Regions from separate parts of the Homo sapiens genome. Here regions 2 and 3 are each linked to region 1. Evidence: chromatin loops called from intact Hi-C (ENCODE). Cell type or tissue: endothelial cell of umbilical vein. All regions are shown on one strand.

Region 1 (2,500 bases):
CTCTGAGTTGCAGATCTGGAAGTGATGTGAAGAAATGTTATAGAGGGAGTGTACTTATCAGTGGTATCCACTACATTTTTGCAAAAACTCTGTGTTCCTAGTTCTGTTTCAGCTACGTGGCCACTAAGTTTTGTTTGCAATGTCTGATCTTAAGAACAGCGATAGGTGAAATTGTGTTATGCTGAGGGGTATTTGGGAATTACATAAGTGCAGTCTACATGCAACTGGTAGAGAGTTAACTGTGTTTGGTGGAGGAAAAGCAAGCATCTTTCATCTTTACTTCATCTAGGTAGGGTTGTGCTTTTTTAGTTTGTTTGTTTTCCTTAATCCTTTAAATTTTGAAGAAAACTGAGTGATTCAAATCTCCTAAAAGACTTTCTCAAATGTACTTCATAGCCTAGAGAGTTAGCTAAGAAACATCGTCCTCTGTTTGGCCCAAATTTCTCTGATCCCTTAATGCTGGCCACAGTCCAGATGGAATTCCAGAATTTTAGAGAATGGTGCTGCCAGGTAGGTTAGTCTTGTAAATTATTTTCCTCCAAGAATTACTAGAAGATGGAATAAGTTCAGCAGAAGTTTTACAAGGCAATGGTATTGTTATTTAAGATGAAAAGGATGGCTAGTGAACCTCCTGCCAGCTGCCCAAATTCGATTAGACATGTTAGAGCTAGCCGTTTTGCTTAACAACAGATTGCCTTCTTAGAATTGTTCATTAATTTTGTGTTTCAATTTTCATCACCTCCTGAATTAGAAGAATTGTCTTACACTTCAGCAAAATGCATCAGAGCATGAGTTCCTCAGTGGCAAAACAGTCAGATGTTTTGAAAACAGGATGCTTTGGCTCTCCATTATAAAAAGAGGAACGGAAAGAGAAACAGTATAGAAAGGAAGAAAGCAAATAGCCTCAGCAGGGTCCCCAGCCCAACAACGGCATAAACAGTGACCTATCTTCCTGACCTTCACTGTGGCTCAGTTCCTGACCTCGTGTCACCAAAGCCAACCAACGTCATTAGAGGAGGATAGGAGGAATGGCGCAGCTGCTGTGAGGGTGACTACAATTTCCTGTCTCCTTCCTGACAGACGCAGTCAGTAAAGTACAGGGTTGCAACAACAGTGGCTGAGGAAGGACCAACCCAGAACAATCCCAGGGAGGCGTAATTGTGACTGGCGGGGAATGGGGAGGTGTTCCTTCCCTCATTGTACTGAGAAACCTAGTCTTTCACCTAGAATTTTCAGGTGAAAAACGTCAAAAGGGTCATTCTTACCCAGAATGCTAAATGTTTTTCAAAAGATGAACATACTGTGGTATTCAGAAAAGCTATATTCAAGCAACTAGTCACTGTCTTCACTTCCCCCACAAACGCCCTCCACTGTCCTTTTCATTCTCCATTGGTTTGGCTCTGGGGCTGTTTTATATGCAGAACAAAGGTTGGGTGCTGCTGGGTGAAAATGGATATTCTGTTGTTGAAGAGTGGCCCTGTGTATTAGTACTTTTTTTTTAGAATGAAGCATTAGGACTTAGCACTTGAGTAAATGTTTGCTAAGATAGAAATGGAAGATAGATGGTCCTTCTTCTCTTAAGGCATTGTGAAGTCGGCTACAGATAACCATCATGAGGAAGTGAGTCCTCCTGGCTATGCAGGCTTATTTTTCCAGTTCTTCAGGTGCAGCCATACTACAGTACTAAACATGGAGCACAAAGGCAACTAATTGCCAGTGCTCTTGGGTTTGCAGGATAAAGTCACACTATTCTACCAGGCCCCGAGCCAGCTGGGAATTAGGCTGCATGACACTGGATGGTGATCATGACAGGCTGATTGCCCTAATGAGGGGTGAACCATTTTGTATTTAACTAAATAATCAATAACTATGGAAAATGCCAGCTCCTGCAGAACTGACAGGAAATAGATCTTACTGGCCAATGGATTCATCTTAGAACTCTGTAAGAGAGAGGGTAGACAGGCGCTCAGTCCTTGAAAGGAATATTCATGCCACTTTTGCCTAAAATGTAATGATATGATTACAGCAGTGCCGCCCTTAGCATAAGATGCATCCATTTGCTGGGCCCTGTGCTGTAATCAGAGGGCCTTAGCCTGGCCTTCCTTCTGCTGCCCTCCACCCAAGGAAGTAAGGAGTTGGCCGGGCCAAGGGAGCAGCTTTGCTCCCCTCTCTAAACTACATTTTGCATCTGCTGGACCCCCACATTCTCTGTCCAAATGGCTTTGAACCCACTTCCCGGCCACACAAGCCTCTTCCTGGGATGTGCTGCAGGCATACACACCCTTAGGCCTAAGGAGTTTAACCAAGAGGCAGCAATGAGAGGTGTGAAGAGACTTGTGTAGGAGGAACTTGGGTAAGCAGGCTGCGGTCCAGGGCTCACGACGGCTGCTCACAGGTCCCTGGAGATGGAAGGACATGGGGAAAGAGGAGGGCCAACCCATATCCAAGGAGTTCAAGAATTCTAAATTCAACCTGACCTTCCAGGCTGTTATGGAGGGAT
Region 2 (2,500 bases), 170 kb after region 1:
AATGTAAAAACTAAAACACTGGTGGGGTCCAGCCAAAGCTGTATTTAAAGGAATTGTGTACTGTAAATGGTAATACTGGGAAATAAAAAGAAGGAAGGCTTAAAATACATGAGCCATGCATTCACCTTAAGAAGTTAGAATGAAAACAAGAGAATAAACCCAAGGAAAGTAGAAGAAAGGGTATTTATTATAAAAATAAAATCAAAAATGGATTGAATAGACAACAAAGATACAATAGAGAAGTTTGGCAAACCAAATTCAGTAATGTATAACAAAATGAATATGTAATATCTGTGTGGAATTTATATCAGCTATTCAAGATTTAAAATGTTAAAAAGCCAAGTAATGTAATTGGACACCTTATGTTCTTAAGAAAGGAGAAAAAAGTATGAAAATCTCAGTAGATGTGGGAAACGCACTCAATAGAATGTAACCCCCATTTATGATGATAAACTGAGAAACAAAGGGAATTTTCTTAATCTGATATTGATTTGCTCTTTAAACTCTATGAGGAAATATCATATTCAATGTGGTACTTACCATTGCTTCATTTTATAGTAGAGACCAACTTATACTGTAATAATATAAACTCCTGCAAGGAAATGTGTTTTCTGTATGGGTACTAGGTATACTGGGTCGCATTTTAACATAACAATAAATAGTTAACTTTTCCACTGGACAAATAAACCTTGAGATACATGATTATTGGAACAGGACAATAATACAGGACCTTGCATCTAATTAGTAAGGTGGGTTCAAAAATTGCATGATGCACCATGGAAAATCTTTCTCATTTTATGAGAATGACATTTGAAAAAAATTGAAAAAAAATTGTTACTTGGCTGTTTCTAGAATTATCCTTTCTAGATTAAAAACAAAAACAAACAAAACTTCCACTTATGATCTCTGAAGGCAGAGAGAACTGGGCTAAAATTCTAATTCTTCCTTTTACTAGCTATTTACTCTTTGGAAGATACTTAAACTGCCTGTTTCTCAGTTTATCTGTAAAATGGGAATGATCACATCTGTATCATAAGGTGTTATACAAATTAAAGAAACACAGAATTTACCATGCACCCGGCACAAGGTCAAAGCTCAACAAATAGATAACAAATTCATATCTATTTGTATTTCCATGTCTATTTCTCTTTTGGAGTAGCTCAGACTTTAAAATCCTACTTACACATTCCTGATTTTATATTTAGCTGCACATTGGGAAATGAAGGCAAAAAGTCTGCATCTAAGACTAGGACTGAGTATTAAAGGTGGAACAGCACCCTCCTGAGGACAAAGTGGATTTGACAGCCATTGTCACCTCAAGAGTCCTTAGACGGTAGCTAGCTGCCACTTGCCTTGGGAACCAGAACCAGCAACATAATTGGCAAGGCTCAGGGCAGAATAAAAATATGGTGCCCTTTGTTTAAAAAGTATCTAGAATTTTGAGACAGCAATAACAGAGCATTAAGCCAAGCAAAGGACCCCTTGAGCTATAGGGTGTTTTGTTACTCCATGGTTGCATGCCCATAAAGCATCTCTCTCCATTTTCACTCATAGAGAAACAGGATTTGGTTCTTATTATTAAACCAAAAGATCTCTTATGTATGATCTTTAGTCAGTAAAACTTAGTTTCAGTTTGGTGTTTTGCTGGAAGACATATCCGGACAGTCAGTTTCCTTCCACTGGGTGTTTTTTTTTTCTTTCTGTAAACAAACTTTATTTGCATTCTCTTATTAACATTAAAGGTTTACTGAGTTTAGTAAGAATAAAAACTCTCTGTAAATGTAATTACTTTTAGAATTTATTTCCTTTTAAAAGTGTTCCTAAAGGAATTCCTGAAACACATCAAATTTTTCAGATCGTTACCTCTGAGGAAAGGCAGAAGTGATGAGAATTTTGGAGGAGAACATGGGAGAAGAGCTTCGACTCTACCTATAATATTTTATTTCCAAATCTAAATACATATTAAAATTCAATAAAGCTGGGTGGTAGGCATACATATAATATATTCAACTCTGTAAGCTTCTGCCTTTGCAATTTTTTATGATAAAAGTATTTCCAAAAATCCTAAACTAATTATGGTCTTTAAATATAATTTGGGGGAGTTAAAAAAAGAATCTGAATTTAAGTTCTGCCATGCAGTGTGGCTGCATGAACTTGGCCACGTTCCTTTAACTCCTTGAGCTTCCATTCTCTTATAAATTGAGAGGGTTGAACATATAATCTTTAAAGCCCCTTTTAGGCTATTAATCTTTACTTCCATGAAACAAACAATATATTTAGAACATAATTTGATATAAGTTACAATTTCTCAATGTGCATAATTAATTGTGAAGTGGTGGGGCAGTGGGGTAAAACTTGGTAAACCTAAAGTCTAACTGAAAAGAGAATACAGTATGTGGGTATTTTTCCTTCTCTCAACTTTGCTTTTAAGAGAAACAGGCTAACCATGAAAACAAAAACAAACAAACAAAAACACATCAAAAGCCTCATGTCAAATATT
Region 3 (2,500 bases), 83 kb before region 1:
CTTGATTGCAATGGACAGACATGAATTAAGATTAAAGAAGCTCTCATCAGCTGGAAATACAGACATGCAACCCTTTAATTATGGATGCCCTTCAACTTACAATGTCCCAAAAAGCCCATCCTAAGTTGAAAATGCATTTAACACACCTAACCTACCAAACATTACAGCTTAACCTAACCTACCTTAAATGTGCTCAGAACACTTACATTAGTGTACAGTTGGGCAAATCATCCAAAGCAAAGCCTATTTTATAATAAAGTGTTCGATATCTCATGTAATTGAATACTGTACTGAAAGTGAAAAACAGGAAGGTTGTATGGGTACTCAAAGTATAGTTTCTGCTGAATGCATATGGCTTTTGCGCCATTGTGAACTCAAAAATTGTAAATTGGGCAGGGCGTGGTGGCCTGTAATCCCAGCACTTTGGGAGGCTAAGGTGGGTGGATCGCTTGAGTTTGAGACCAGCCTGGACAACGTGGCGAAGCCCTGTCTCTACAAAAAATACAAAAACTTAGCTAGGAGTAGTGGTGCGTGCTTGTGGTCCCAGCTCCTCAGGAGGCTGAGATAGCAGGATCACTTGAGCCAGAGAGGTGGAGGTTGCAATAAGCTAAGATTGTGCCACTGCACTCCAGTCTAGGTAATAGAGTGAGACTCTGTCTCCAAAAAATAAATAAATAAATAAAATAAGTAAAATAATCGTTAAGTTGAGGACCATCCATATAAAAATAAAGATACCTACTGGTATTGATAATAACTATAACTCAATAACTAATCTGCTTTTATGTGCTAAGCACTGTTATCAAGAGTTGTACATATGTAATAATTAATTTAATTTTCACAGAACCCTGTTTGACAGGTAAAAATGTTGAGACATGGAGAGGTTACCTAATGTCGCATAGCTAGTAATAATGCAGCTGAGAAACAAACCAATTCACTTTGGCTCCAAAATCTGTGCTGTTAACCACTATAGTATATATCTCTCCATATGACAGACAAAAATTAAGGAAATTACAAGTTAATTTCTGTGTGTAGTGAGAAAACAGAGAAAGGTGGAATGAATTAATAAAATTCAGAGTGTGGCAGTGAAAGGCAGTATTTCTGCTTTCTAGAAAATCATTTTATTGTTTAGAGCAGACCTACATACACTCAATTCTATGACTCAGTACTAAGACTGGAGTGCTCATTTCGTTATTCTACAAATTTGTAATGTGCTGGCTTTGTCACTAGATGTTGCTCTTGCAATGCAATGATTCTGAATATCTGGACTTGCTCCTGAGAGGCATTGCCTTCTCCAGGGGTTTGGGAAAGTAAGAAGTGTATCAGTTTTCATAATCAATCAAATGTTTTATAATTTCTATGCCATTTGATTCTTAACTAGTGATTTATCAAATTATGATTTTTAAAAATTTATAATAGTTCCATAAATAATCTGGTTGCACTCTAAGAGAAGTTTTTTGTTTTGTTTTGTTTCTTTTCTGTTACTTTCTATAAATTATCTGATAGATTCTCTAATAGCAATTTTCTAACATACAGCATTAGCTTTGGCAGCTCAAATTGTTTAAGGGAACCAATGCTGGGCATCTGTAAAATCCATTTTTTGCTTCTGAATGTTCTGTTCTCCTAAACTTCAAAAGTTCCATAATGATAAAGTCATGTTGACATTATGCCCTATTAATGTTTCTTTATCTCCCTTTAATCTTTGGATTGTACAGTTTTAATAACTCCTCCAACTCATTCAACAGTACATCAGCTCAAGGTACCACCTATGCATGAGATTTACTTATATTAATTAGCTTTTATTAGATACTAGACTCTGGAAATCCGGGAGTCATAGAAGATGCACTTAAATCTAAATCCGTTATCTTGTCCCAAATTCATCCTGTTGTCTTATGAACAATGTGAACTTCACATCAGAAATCAGAACACTTCACTTGACTAGCCTAAAAAAAAAGAAAGAAAGAAGAAAAGCAAGAAAGCAAGAAAGAAGGAAAGAAAAGAATCAGAACAAACCACAAGATCTTCACCCATCTCAAAGTTCATCTTGGGAAAAAAGGTTGGAAAGGGTCAGTTTCTGATACAGTTCACCACACTCCATTTATCACAACTGCTCCTGTCTTGATTATTTTTTCTTTTTTGTATCTCTCCAAGAACCCTGAGGCTCTTCCTTTGGCTCCCTATTTATATGTACCCCCACCTCATGGGGCCACTTCCTGCCATGGCCTTAACTATCCCTACTTTTGTAGGAAACCCCTAAATCTATAGCTCGAATTCCCATATCTCAGTCTTCCTGCTCGATGTCTCCACCCGGATACAAATCAGTACCTTTAAGTTCAACGTGTACCTTAAAAACTCAGTGACTACCTTAAACTCCCCCAACAGGAGGGGAAACTCCTCATTTCCTTATTTCTACTCACGGCTTCACTGTTTTCTCAGATATCCATTTTTTAAATTGAAAATTATATTTCTTTATGACCCCTTATCCAATTAAATGTCAAGTTCT

What was found. A loop is a pair of places that touch in the nucleus more often than their neighbours do. Peaks named below come from ENCODE experiments on the same cell type or tissue, not always from the same donor. Only the 100,000 strongest peaks of a DNase experiment are listed, where the experiment ranks them.
Region 2: it touches region 1 in a loop (3-fold over the local background); 2 of 110 quality-filtered maps call a loop at or near these places.
Region 3: a loop joins it to region 1, with 4 times the contacts of the local background. A loop is called at or near these places in 22 of 110 quality-filtered maps.

The regions. Positions count from the first base shown.
Region 1 is chr1:66,335,161-66,337,660 of GRCh38, forward strand. All of the region lies in intron 8 of PDE4B (phosphodiesterase 4B), which reads left to right. Among named protein-coding and RNA genes, the nearest start is that of SGIP1, 200 kb to the right of the region's middle. RefSeq lists enhancers at 1,776-1,825, 1,886-1,935. In endothelial cell of umbilical vein, no CTCF peak of the experiment used is centred here; DNase peaks (open chromatin) are centred at 111 and 981; H3K4me3 peaks cover 828 bases; H3K27ac peaks cover 2,500 bases.
Region 2 is chr1:66,502,764-66,505,263 of GRCh38, forward strand. No RefSeq gene overlaps it. Among named protein-coding and RNA genes, the nearest start is that of SGIP1, 30 kb to the right of the region's middle. In endothelial cell of umbilical vein, a CTCF peak has its summit at 1,308; a DNase peak (open chromatin) is centred at 1,288.
Region 3 is chr1:66,252,279-66,254,778 of GRCh38, forward strand. All of the region lies in intron 4 of PDE4B (phosphodiesterase 4B), which reads left to right. Among named protein-coding and RNA genes, the nearest start is that of PDE4B-AS1, 200 kb to the left of the region's middle. In endothelial cell of umbilical vein, a CTCF peak has its summit at 1,216; a DNase peak (open chromatin) is centred at 1,243.